Regions from separate parts of the Homo sapiens genome. Here region 1 is linked to region 2. A link is a contact called in ENCODE Hi-C or POLR2A ChIA-PET data. All regions are on one chromosome and are shown on one strand. The core of a region is the stretch at or near the end of the contact, and the rest is flanking DNA. Distances in the headings are between cores, read along the strand shown. Region 1 has its middle 23 kb from the start of CCDC32. Region 2 holds the start of CHST14 (carbohydrate sulfotransferase 14).

Evidence for each region. Hi-C counts contacts between places; a loop is a spot of excess contacts on that map. ChIA-PET counts read pairs that join two places held with the same protein, here RNA polymerase II (POLR2A). Pooled maps may share reads with other maps.
Region 1: a loop to region 2 is called in a pooled map, with 2.3 times the contacts of the local background. The contact joins the enhancer-like site here to the promoter of CHST14 in region 2. A Hi-C loop is called at or near these places in 3 of 50 pooled maps. POLR2A ChIA-PET finds 5 or more read pairs at or near these places in 3 of 52 experiments (GM12878, H1 and WTC11).

Annotation. Positions count from the first base shown.
Region 1 is chr15:40,539,459-40,545,600 of GRCh38, forward strand. It overlaps a transcript of CCDC32 not described here. Among named protein-coding and RNA genes, the nearest start is that of CCDC32, 23 kb to the right of the region's middle. RefSeq lists a silencer at 4,229-4,328 and an enhancer at 4,479-4,578. Within about 2 kb of position 4,578, at least 3 of the 41 ENCODE cell types and tissues checked have a DNase peak (open chromatin) inside an H3K27ac peak, as active enhancers do; they include GM12878, where a contact is called at or near this core.
Region 2 is chr15:40,467,590-40,474,290 of GRCh38, forward strand. CHST14 (carbohydrate sulfotransferase 14) reads left to right here and starts at 3,395. Exons shown (of 1, transcript NM_130468.4): 1 at 3,395-5,569. The coding sequence starts at 3,625. The coding sequence ends at 4,755. It overlaps BAHD1 (bromo adjacent homology domain containing 1), which reads left to right. Exons shown (of 7, transcript NM_014952.5): 7 at 1-647. RefSeq lists enhancers at 2,867-2,976, 4,259-5,162 and silencers at 3,267-3,506, 3,557-3,806.

The DNA of each region.
Region 1 (6,142 bases), core at 3,328-5,827, 73 kb after region 2:
GAGAGTGCGAAGGTGCGAGGAAGTGAGGTGTCGACACAGCCTCAGCCGTGCAGGACTGCAGGAAAAATAAAGCAAAGTGGAGCCTGAGACAGAGACAAGAGACAAACGGAGGCACAGGGGACACGGGGGCCCGTGGCACCACAGCAAGAGGCCAGGCAGAGGAAGAGAGGAAAAGCAGAGACCAAGGCAGTCAGCTCTCCGCTGCCCCTGCTCCCATCCCAGGAAATTTCCTTGCCCAATAGGTCTCTCTTGGCCTCCTGCTCTCTGAGATGTCAGGCAGGGTCTGTCTGAGTTGATTTGTTGGCCAGGCTGTTCCTCTGGCTGGACAACATTTGCCACCTTAAGAGGGGCCCTCCCCTAATAAGAGTGATCAAACTGTTGCCACACACACACACACACACACACACACACACACACACACACCCCGCTCCTTGCCCTTGATTCCATGTCACCCCAAACTCATCATAAATACCTACTCAGCCTCACTTCGCCCAGGTGGTGAAATGGGCATTGGAACAGTGTGAAGGGTTGATTTTCAAATTGCGGCAAAATCTAGGGAATAAGTGTGAACCTCAGAGATGATGATGCCCCTGGAGGTAATGAATGGGCAAGAGGAGGGAAAAGACAGACTGAACAGTGAGTACCAGACAAGAGTGTGGGGCCCAGAGGGTGGGAGAAGGGATCAGGGAAGAGAGAGACAGGCTCAGAGCTCTGACTAGGGCAATCCAGAGGAGTGGTAACAGGAGGGCTGGGCCAACTGGATTGGCCTTTAGTGCCTGGCAGGGAACACTGCCTCTAACATCAGTGCCATGATTTCCCATCTTTGAAGTGTCTCCAAGGCTTTGAGGGAGGCTTCTCAGGGTCTTTGAATTCTTTGTCGTTCTTCTTAGCATTTTTTTCTTTTTCTTTTTCTTTTTTTTTTTTTTTGAGGTGGCGTCTCGCTCTGTTGTGCAGGCTGGAGAGCAATGGCGTGATATCGGCTCACTGCAACCTCCGCCTCCTGGGTTCAAGCTATTCTCCTTCTTCAGCCTCCCGAGTAGCTGGGATTACAGGCGCCTGCCACCATGCCTGGGTAATTTTTTGTATTTTTAGTAGAAACAGGGTTTCACCATGCTGGCCAGGCTGGTCTCCAACTCCTGGCCTCAGGTGATCTGCCTGCCTTGGCCTCCCAAAGTGCTGGGATTACAGGTGTGAGCCACTGCACCCAGCCCAGCATTTTCTTCTTAGAAAATGATTAGGCTGTCAATACAGGAAACTCTGGGGCCGGGCCAGTCTCTCATCTATCCTAACCTTGACCACAGTGTGAAAGGACAGTAGAGTCAGTGCCCCTAATGTCACCATGTTCCAAGCTCACATATGAGTGTTGAACAGGTGCCAGCCTGGAGCGTCCATTGCCCTGGTGCCCTCAGTCCAGAGAGCCCAGTGAGAAGCTGGGCCAAGAAGGAAGACTTGAACCCAAGAGAGCAGTGTGTGGACATTCAGACTAGGCTGGGCTGAACTCACCCCCGGGGAGAACCACTTCCCACACTGGGCCACAGAGACCAAAATGTCAAAACCAAAGGTCCCGCACAGCCCTGGAAGGCGGATCCTGGCCTGGGCGGGAAAGAGACTGTGCCAGATGCTCACGCGCTGCCTCACATCCCTCCAGCCCATTTCTGTGACCAGCCGCAGCTGCAGCGGATGCTTCTGGTACATGCTCAGTTTCCCTCCTCTCTCCTCTGCGTGAGGCTTTTCTTAGCCCCTGCAGGGCTGCCTGAAAGTGGCAGGGGCTTAATACCTCCAAAGAGCAAACCTCAACCAATGAAGGATGGGCACTGGTGGAACTGCAGCCCAGATGTGCCCCGTCAGTCAGTGGCAAAATTCTGAGCTGTAATATTTTTTTTTTTTTTTTTGAGACGGAGTCTCGCTCTGTCACCCAGGCTGGAGTGCAGTGGCTCCATCTCGGCTCACTGCAACCTCCGCCTCCCGGGTTCAAGCAATTCTCCTGTCTCATCCTCCCAAGTAGCTGGGACTATGGGCACACACCACCAACCCGGCTAATTTTTGTATTTTTAGTAGAGACATGGTTTTGCCATGTTGGCCAGGCTGGTCTCGAACTCCTGACCTCAGGTGATCCACCCGCCTCAGCCTCCCACAGTGTTGGGATTACAGGCCACCGCGCTTAGCCTAAGCCATAATCTTTATGTCTCCTCAGAGTGATCCCAGGGCGACAGCCCTAACTACCCACAGTGGACCTACTCAACACAGGGAGCTGTCTCATTCTCCTCCCTCCCTCACTCCTGCTCACCCCCTAAAATCAGCCACCTACATACAGGTCCTTGTCTCAAGGTACACGTTCAGAGAACATAAAACAGCACAAGAGCGACCTTTTTGTGATCTTCCAACCCAAGAGTCTGTCCCTCAGGGTTGAGCTAAGATAAGAACTGTTGGAGGGCTCTGCCTCTGACCACTGACTGGTAGGTGATCAGGTGTTTGTCATTATTATCTAGGGAGGAGAAAGAAGAACTCACCAGCTCTCCCTCCCAAATGCTGGGGAGACCAGGGCTGACTTAACAGCAGCAAGCCCCCATAGGTCTCCAGTAGCCAACCACAGATTTTCATAATTGGAAAGGACCTTAGGGGTGACCTGATCCAACTTTCTACACAATGCAGGAATCCCCTTTACAACCTTTCTGACATCTGCTGACACACCTCCAGTGACAGGGAATTACTATCTTCTACAAGGCCACCCTATTGTTGAACAGCTATTAGAAAGTTCTTAACACTGAATGGTAATTGGTCTTCCTGAAACTCCCTGCCATTGGTCCTAGTTTGTCCTTTGTACTTCAGTGTGTCTCAGCTTTCTACCCAATACTCCTTCAAATATTTTAAAGCCAACCGGGTCTCTCTTAAATCTCTTTTCTATGGAAAACAATCTTATTGTCTTGTCCTGTCTTCAAATAACTCGATCTGAGCCTGCTCACCCTGGACCCCTCCTCTAGGGAGCATTGCAGTTTGTCGATGTTCCTCTGTAGGAAAAGACCCTGTTGCAAGAATGGCACCACCTTGAAGCAAAACTGCCATAATGACTGATGTTTGACTCCTGCATACCAAGGCATTCCTGTGGCAAGGTCAAGAAACAATGCCTGGGCCGGGCGCAGTGGCTCATGCCTGTAATCCCAGCACTTTGGGAGGCTGAGGCGGGAGGATCACGAGGTCAGGAGATTGAGACCATCCTGGCTAATACGGTGAAACCCCGTCTCTACTAAAAAATACAAAAAATTAGCCGGGCATGGTGGCAGGCACCTGTAGTCCCAGCTACTCAGGAGGTTGAGGCAGGAGAATGGTGTGAACCCGGGAGCAGAGGTTGCCACTGCACTCCAGCCTGGGGGACAGAGCGAGACTTTGTCTCAAAAGAAAAAAAAAAAAAAGATGCCTGGCCAGGTGGGGTGGCTCATGCCTATAATCCCAACACTTTGGAAGGCCAAGGTAGGAGGATTGTTTGAGCCCAGGAGTATGAGACCAGCCTGGGCAACATACTGAGACTTTTCTTAAAAAAAAAAAAAAATTAGCCAGGGGTATAGTCACAGCAAACTCAGGAGGCTGAGGAGGGAGGACAGCTTGAGCCCGGGAGGTTGAGGCTGCAATAAGCTGTGATAATGCCACTACACTCTAGCCTGGGTGACAGAGCCAGACTCTGTCTAAAAAAAAAAACAAAATGGAAAAGAAAGAGAAAAAAGAAAAGAAAGAATGCCTGTAGCATAAATAACCCCTCATAAAGATGCTTATCTAACCTCCCCAGTGGTCATGAAACTTGCAATAAAGTCTGAGGTGTGACCAGCTGCACATGTTTTCCCCTAAAAACTTGTTATACAAAGGATACTTTCTGGAGGGCGGGCATGGAAACCACCATCTCGTGACCAACCAAGGTATGGCTTCTGTGCATAAGTTTCTATTAAGCATTTATCTCTGAGAAACTAGATTCGTCAGCCTCTCTCTCTGTTTTGTTTTTGTTGTTGTTGTTGTTGTTTTTTTGAGACAGAGTCCCACTCTGTCGCCCAGGCTGGAATGCAGTGGCATGATCTTGGCTCACTGCAACCTCTGCCTCCCAGGTTCAAGAGATTCTTCTGCCTCAGCCTCCTAAGTAGCTGGGAGTACAGGCGCACGCCACCGTGCCCAGCTAATTTTTGTATTTTTAGTAGAAATGGAGTTTCCCCATATTGGCCAGGCTGGTCTCAAACTCCTAACCTCGTGATCCACCCACCTCAGCCTCCCAAAGTGCTGGGATTACAGGTATGAGCCACTGCACCCGGGCTTGTCAGCCTGTTTCTTTGGCCCCTCAGCTCTCTTGGCCTTTAGGGGTAGGTTTGCATAGACCTGCTCACTGCAGAACATCCTCTTGCAATGTGGTGCCCAGACGATGCTTTCAGAGAGGCATGACCACTGCAGAATATATTTTTACACTACTATGTCCCAGGTACACAGGTACATTTCCACTATTGATTCCTAGAATTATAACTTTTTTTTAGCAGCACATAACACTGCTGACTCCATTGAACTGTTAAGACACTGAACACCTGTTTGGGGTTTTCCATACCACTTTCCCCTTTCTTCAGCCAACAGCAATCCTCTTTCACTTCCCATTCTCATATGGTTCTGGTGGGACTGTTTACCACAGTATCCTGTACCCCTAACCATAGATCTTGCCCTTGTCATAGTCAGTGCTCCAATGATGAGCATGTGACCCAGGCCAAGCCAATCTGAGTCCCTCCCCTGGAATGTATTTATTTATTTGAGACAGGATCTTGCTCTGTCGCCCAGGATAGGGTGCGGTAGGGCAATCATAGCTCACTGCAGCCTCAACCTCCTGGGCTCAAGCAATCCTCCCACCTCAGCATCCCGAGTAGCTGGACTACAGGCATGCAGTACCACGCCAGGCTAATTTTTAAATTTTTTTTTTGTAGAGACGGGGTCTCTTTCTGTTGCCCAGGCTGGTCTCAAACTCCTGGGCTCAAGTGATCCTCCCACCTTGGCCTCCCAAAGTGCTGGGATTGTTAAGCCTAAACCACTGTGCGGAGCCCCCTGGCATCTATTATATGGGGTTGGAAAGTGTTATCTTTCCTCTGGACTTCCTAAACTGGAATCATGTCAGCCCAGAGCTCCCTGTGCTATACCAACACACAGAGAGAGTCAACAGTGGGAGGAAGAGAGGCTAAAGATACTGCTGGAGTCCTGAGGTCCAGCTAACTGAAGCCAGCTCTATATGTCTTAGACTAGAATTGAGTCCGGCTTGGATTTTTTTTTTTCAACAGCCTTGGAAAACTTTCCAGAGTCTGGCTTCTTGGCTTCTGTCACTAGAACAAACTAATAAATACTCTGTTCTTCTCTGTCCTCTAGTTGTGTAGTTAATTTCTGATCCCAAATGAAAGATTTCACATTTATCTGTATCATGTTTCATACTTTGTCCCATCACTCTAGTCTATAGAAAAATTTTAGAATTGTTATTCTTTTATTCAATTACCTACTCCTCTCACTTTTGATAAGGTTACCTTCTATTCACTCAACCAAATCATTGATAAAGATGTTGAGCTGAACAGAGGAAAAAGAAACCAACAACATGTCAGTTTATCAATCCAAGAGTTTACCTTTGGGATGATTGTTCTAACAACTGTGGGTCTCCTCTACCATACTCTTACCCAATGTACACTCCGCATCCTGTCTGCCTTGATCAGGCACCATGCTGAAGACCACACTGCACCTTGGCATTCTGCTAAGCCAATATTTGATGGTCTCATCCCCAAAGGATGTAAGATTAAAGAGCCAAAACTGGTCCTGGAAATATCTGTTCTTTAAAATGCTCATAAACTCTCAGTAACCTATCTGCTTTCTTCTGCACACATACACACACACACACACACAATCCCTCTCACCTTTGCCTCCTCCCTTTCTACTTATCTGCTAAAGAAGTAATTTTTAAAAGTGGATTACGTCAAAATGAAGGGAGGAGAGAGTCAGTTTGTTTGGGAAAAGAAAACCTTTAGAGCAATGTGTGACACAACACTTGGGACAGAGGAGGTGGAGAGAATGGGGGGAGATGAACATCTCTCTGCCACACATTGACTAATAGGAATAGTACATTGAGGGCTTAGGAAAGGCTGGGGCT
Region 2 (6,701 bases), core at 2,145-4,644:
AAATGAACCCTGAGGGCTCCCCCAACTTGCCATGCCCTGTCCCTTAGTAGATGAGTTGCTCCTGATTGGTCATTGGGTTTGGGTGAGGCCTGGAGGCTTCAGAGGTGAATTTATGCTTGGGAAGCCTGATCCCAAACCTGAAGGGAAGGGACTTGGATCTCCTTATATTGAATAAGCTGTTTGGAGGAAGGTGTCTGTCTGGGAGGATGGGGCAGTAAATGAGGTTGGCAGAGTGGCAGTGGGGGCTCTGCAGAGCCAGCCTTGGAGCCTGCTCATTCTGGGCCCTTGCTGCCAAGGAGCCCAGCCTCACCTAGCAGGAAAGGAGATGAAGGCCCTCCTCCCAGGAGGTAGGGTCTTGGCTGCCCCGAACTTAAATGCTTTTGAAATCTCTTAGATGTGGAAATATTTTTTCGAACCTGAAAATGCAGCTGGTAGAATTTCAATGGAAGCATAATCCATGTAAAATATATTTTAGTTGATATTTTGTAAAATGCACTTTTTGTGTGTGTTGATCCTGGTTTCCCAGATCTGTATTTCAGTGTTTACAAGGGAGGAAGGACCTTTCCTCACCTCCCTTTTGACAGAGATTAGAAGTACTTCTTTAAGAAAAAAATAAATTTGAGAAATTGTATTGATTTAGAAAAGGATCGTTTCCTGTGTGTCCTGTCATCTTTTGGTGTGTGGGTGTGGAGAGACCCACTATTCTTATTTCAGAGGTCCCTCTTAACCCCTGTGGCATGGATGCTCACCAAGGCCAATGAGCAAAGAGGGCAGGGAAGCAGAGGGAAAAGAGAGTGAGGGAAGGAGACAGAGGGACTGGGAACTTGGAGTTGACTTCTTGATTTCATGGTGGCCACAGCTGCCTGCTTAGGTCTGTGTGAAATACTTCAGTTGCCAGCCCTCACCTGACCAGTGACCTGGAAATTGGTCCCCAAGTAGGTACATGGCAAAGATACCTTCTTATCACTGGCCTCATGCAGTGGCTCCTGCCTGTAATCCCAGTGCTTTGGGAGGCAGAGGCAGGAGGGTTACTTGAGCCTAGGAGTTTAAGACCAGCCTAGGCAACATAGACCATGTCTCTCGAAAAATTTAAAAATTAGCCCGGCATGTCAGTGCATGCCTATAGTCTCAGTCAGGAGGCTAAGGTAGGAGGATTGCTTGATCCCAAGAGCACGAGGCTGCAGTGAGCCGTGATCATACCACTGCAGCCTGGGTGACAGAGTGAGATCCTGTCTCAGAAAAGAAAAAAAAAGCATCCCTCCTCATCACCTTGGGTAACTGGCCAGCACTGTCCTAGGGCCTCAGTGTCTTGCAGCTGGTGCTTCTTGCTTGCTGAGGAAGGCCACATCATGGGGCCAAGGGTCTGCGGCCAGCTGACCCCTGCTTCAGCCCAGCCCTGGTCCCAGCCTGGAAGCCTCAGTGTTGACCATGTTCCAGGTGGGGCAGCTCTAAGGCCATAGAGGTTCCTGGGAGCCACAGCACCCCCCCGCCCCGCCTCCACTTCTGCATTTTGCTAAGGCATGGTGCATGTGGGCAGGAACATTTTTTCAGAATTTATTGGTGGCACAGACACCACCATGGATTTTTCTAGCTCTGCCTTCAGTGTGGTGTCCACAAGACTCCCTTGAGGCGAGTGGTAGCTTGTCCTTATCTTACAGACAAGAAATTGGTATGGAGATAAGTACCAGGCCCAAGGACTCCCCCTGCCTCACCCTGACTGCTAACACAGAAAACTACCCTGTAACACAGAAGGGAGCACATGTGGCCACATTATCAAAAGATTTTTAAAGGTCTAAGGCCTTTTTTTCCTCTCCTGGTTTAAAGGACATACTTACTGGAAAATATGATTTTAATAGAAAATCCTATCACCAGAAATGTATACCTTTAGGATTATTGGAAGCAAGGAGCAGTGTAGACAAGGCAGAACCTTCACGCAAACTTCTGGTGCAGCAAATGGACAGGTGGTAGCCTGCAGATGCACTGGGGCAATCAGATGTGGAGAGCCTGCCCTGGAGAGCTGGAAGGCTGCAAGGCTTTACCGTTCCTTCCCCTGGCTCATCTGTGTGCTTTTCCTGTTGCTGGGATTGTGGGGTCATCAGTGAGCCCTCTAGTATCACCTCATCCCTCAAGTCCCCTCACCCTTCTGAATTCATCTGATCACTGGTAGCTCCATTCTCCCACTGGTATCTTCTATTTTCCATCACCTGCTCTGTACAGTCCGCCCTCGAGTCAGCTGCTTCCTCCCTTCTAGCCATTCCATGATATGCTCCTTTAATCTCTGAAGGGCCGTGATTAGAAATTTAGGTTTTAGACTCAGAACCACCCATACTGAGTCACATCTTCCCTGAGCCTCTGTTACTTCAGCTGTACAAAGGGAATGTCCACACTAGCTCCCTGCCAGGGTGGCTGTAACAACTAAAGGAGATAATGAATATAAAACACTTAGTGGGCGCTGTCCTCAGTACACTTGGGCTCTAATCATATTCCTCTGCTGCTTCAGAGGCTTGCTGGCTCTCTGCAGGCAGCAAGCACATAGCTGGACCAAGTCTGGCTACTGAGCCAGGTTCCCAGTGGGAAATGGTGGTTGCTGACATCCAAAGCACTTCGGGTCTGCTGTCCGCCCAAGTGACCAGCCTGGTGCCATGGAGCACACATCTAGCTCCAGGCAAGGAGACTACGTGCTGTTTCCCTGCTGTTTTGTGCCCCCAGCTCCTCACCCTTCCAAATGTGTGTTGGCCACACCAGCAGCTGATGGACCAATGTGTCAGACCCTCCCCAGAGTGCCCAGTTATCCCACTGCCTCATGAGGAGAAGGCAGAGGAGGGGAGACTCCATTTCCAGACATTTCAGCATTACCCAGTGGACAAGCACTGTAGTCAGTCCCCAGGTATTGCTAAACACAAGGGTCACCATGGAGACTGGTCAGTGTCTGACAGTTCTGCTTCTCCTTCCTGGAGTGGCCACGACCTGCAGGACGGAGGGAGTTAAGGGTGGCAAGGGGGAGCACACCGAGGGCTCCGCTTCCAGCTGGAAAGACCAGCCTCCGGCACGTCTGGACTCGGAGAGAGCGCTGCCCGCCTCCCTGCCTCCAGACCCGTTGCTGGAGGAAGGGCTAGGACAGGCCTGAGTTTGTGGCGAATCCCCCTTGTCCACTTCCCTGAGGACACACGCTGCAGGAGAGCAGCCTCGAGTCTTTTCTGCCTTCGAGGTCTCAGGAGCTTTTGTCCCCAAGCCCAGAGGACAGGGGTGGCCCTGACTCAGGCGCCCTCTTCCGGGTAGGGGTCCGCGTGCGCCCTCCCAAGCCCGCGCCCCGCAGGGGCGCCCGCCCCTCTCCCCGCCCCCGGCGTGGGCCCGCCCCCGCGCCTGTGTCACTGCGAGGCCGGGGGTGGAGAGCGGCCGGGCGGGACATCCGGCCCGGGTCCCTCGCCGCGCCCGCCGCCCGCCGCCCGCTTCGGCGCCGCAGCCCGGGAGCCGGCCACCCCTACACGCGCCAGGGCTGTCCCCTGCCCTCCCCTCCCCAACTACCCCCGGTCCCAGACCCTCCTCCCGCCCCCAGCCCGAGCCCGCCTTCCAGGCCGCCCTCGGATCGGCCGGGCCCGCGCAGGCCCCCACCCCTTGAGCACCATGTTCCCCCGCCCGCTGACCCCGCTGGCGGCCCCAAATGGCGCCGAGCCCCTGGGCCGGGCGCTGAGGCGGGCCCCTCTGGGCAGGGCCCGGGCGGGGCTGGGTGGGCCGCCCCTGCTGCTGCCGTCCATGCTGATGTTTGCGGTGATCGTGGCCTCCAGCGGGCTGCTGCTCATGATCGAGCGGGGCATCCTGGCCGAGATGAAGCCCCTGCCCCTGCACCCGCCCGGCCGCGAGGGCACAGCCTGGCGCGGGAAAGCCCCCAAGCCTGGGGGCCTGTCCCTCAGGGCTGGGGACGCGGACTTGCAAGTGCGGCAGGACGTCCGGAACAGGACCCTGCGGGCGGTGTGCGGACAGCCAGGCATGCCCCGGGACCCCTGGGACTTGCCGGTGGGGCAGCGGCGCACCCTGCTGCGCCACATCCTCGTAAGTGACCGTTACCGCTTCCTCTACTGCTACGTCCCCAAGGTGGCCTGCTCTAACTGGAAGCGGGTGATGAAGGTGCTGGCAGGCGTCCTGGACAGCGTGGACGTCCGCCTCAAGATGGACCACCGCAGTGACCTGGTGTTCCTGGCCGACCTGCGGCCTGAGGAGATTCGCTACCGCCTGCAGCACTACTTTAAGTTCCTGTTTGTGCGGGAGCCCTTGGAACGCCTCCTCTCTGCCTACCGCAACAAGTTTGGCGAGATCCGAGAGTACCAGCAACGCTATGGGGCTGAGATAGTGAGGCGGTACAGGGCTGGAGCGGGGCCCAGCCCTGCAGGCGACGATGTCACATTCCCCGAGTTCCTGAGATACCTGGTGGATGAGGACCCTGAGCGCATGAATGAGCATTGGATGCCCGTGTACCACCTGTGCCAGCCTTGTGCCGTGCACTATGACTTTGTGGGCTCCTATGAGAGGCTGGAGGCTGATGCAAATCAGGTGCTGGAGTGGGTACGGGCACCACCTCACGTCCGATTTCCAGCTCGCCAGGCCTGGTACCGGCCAGCCAGCCCCGAAAGCCTGCATTACCACTTGTGCAGTGCCCCCCGGGCCCTGCTGCAGGATGTGCTGCCTAAGTATATCCTGGACTTCTCCCTCTTTGCCTACCCACTGCCTAATGTCACCAAGGAGGCGTGTCAGCAGTGACCATGGGTGTGGGGCCAGCAGCTGGTGGGGACTGGTTTCAACGCCAGCTTTCTGTGCTTCTGCCTGTCATTCGGAGAAACTCTGGCTCTGGGGCTTGGGGCTTCTCAGGATCCTGGATGGCAGAGACTGCCCTCAGAAGTTCCTTGTCCAGGGTGGGCACCCACAGTGACTCAGAGGACAGGGCTAGGCAGGAGACCTGCTGCTCCTCATTGGGGGGATCTCTTGGGGGGCAGACACCAGTTTGCCAATGAAGCAACACATCTGATCTAAAGACTGGCTCCAGACCCCGGGCTGCCAGGATTATGCAGTCCACTTGGTCTACCTTAATTTAACCTGTGGCCAAACTCAGAGATGGTACCAGCCAGGGGCAAGCATGACCAGAGCCAGGGACCCTGTGGCTCTGATCCCCCATTTATCCACCCCATGTGCCTCAGGACTAGAGTGAGCAATCATACCTTATAAATGACTTTTGTGCCTTTCTGCTCCAGTCTCAAAATTTCCTACACCTGCCAGTTCTTTACATTTTTCCAAGGAAAGGAAAACGGAAGCAGGGTTCTTGCCTGGTAGCTCCAGGACCCAGCTCTGCAGGCACCCAAAGACCCTCTGTGCCCAGCCTCTTCCTTGAGTTCTCGGAACCTCCTCCCTAATTCTCCCTTCCTTCCCCACAAGGCCTTTGAGGTTGTGACTGTGGCTGGTATATCTGGCTGCCATTTTTCTGATGCATTTATTTAAAATTTGTACTTTTTGATAGAACCCTTGTAAGGGCTTTGTTTTCCTAATAGCTGACTTTTTAATAAAGCAGTTTTATATATAAGGCGAGCATTTCTGTGATTTCCCTTGGAGCTCCTGTGGGCCCAGCAGATCTCCTCGATGTCTGTCTTCCCATGTCAGGGGAGGCAGCCTGTAGATAGAGAAAGTAAGGTATAACTTGGTTGGGCTGGTCCAATGGGCCGTTGCCATTCCATGGAGACTTTGGGGGCTTTCTAATAGGCTATACCAGATCACAGACTCAGATCCTGGGATGTCACCAAAGGGCAAGCCCAGTTAGGAATGGCCTCACGTCCAGAGCATACCTACATGTATTATTCCCTAAAAAAGTAGGTGGGTAGGAGATACGGGATCCTCCTCTTATTCAATAAGAGTTGAATGAGAAGTTCCCCCAGAGCATTTTCTTTCTTTCTTTTTTTTTTTTTTTTTTTTGAGATGAAGTCTCGATCTGTCACCCAGGCTGCAGTGCAGTAGCACCATCTTGGCTCACTGCAACCTCTACCTCCTGGGTTCTAGCGATTGCCTCAGCCTCCCAAGTAGCTGGGATGATTACAGGCACGCACCACCACACCTGGCTAATTTTTGTATTTTTAGTAGAGATGGGGTTTCACCATGTTGGCCAGGCTGGTTTTGAACTCCTAACCTCAGGTGATCTGCCCACCTCGGCCCCTCCAAAGTGCTAGGATTACAGGCGTGAGCTACCACGCCTGGCCCCGGACCATTTTCAAATGAAAAAGAAAATTTTTGTGTGAGCAAGGAGATTTTTTTCTGGCACTACAAGGAAGGCAGGCAAGGAGGTTGAGTGAGGGTCAGGCTCTTGTTGACTTAGGTCCAGAGAAAGTTGTGGAAGGAATACAGTTGGAGCAGCAGAGGACAGACTTCAGTATGGCCCATTGCCCCCACTGCTCTCCAGGGATCCCAGGCCCATCAGGAGTTGCTGGGCCCAAGGGAGAGTTGCAAGGCCAGAGCTGGCCCTTCTCTGTTAGCCCTATTTCACACACCCCCAGTGGGAACTGCTGTACTTTATAGAGACCTGAGGCTATGGTAAGAGGGGGGCCCAAGGAAGGGAGGCAGGGAGGGCCCCCTTGCAGGTGCTACCTGTCGCTAGCTTTGCTATTGATTGGACTTTGTAGAGGAAAACTAACACTATTTCCCATATTTGGGATAGGGGGCTTCTA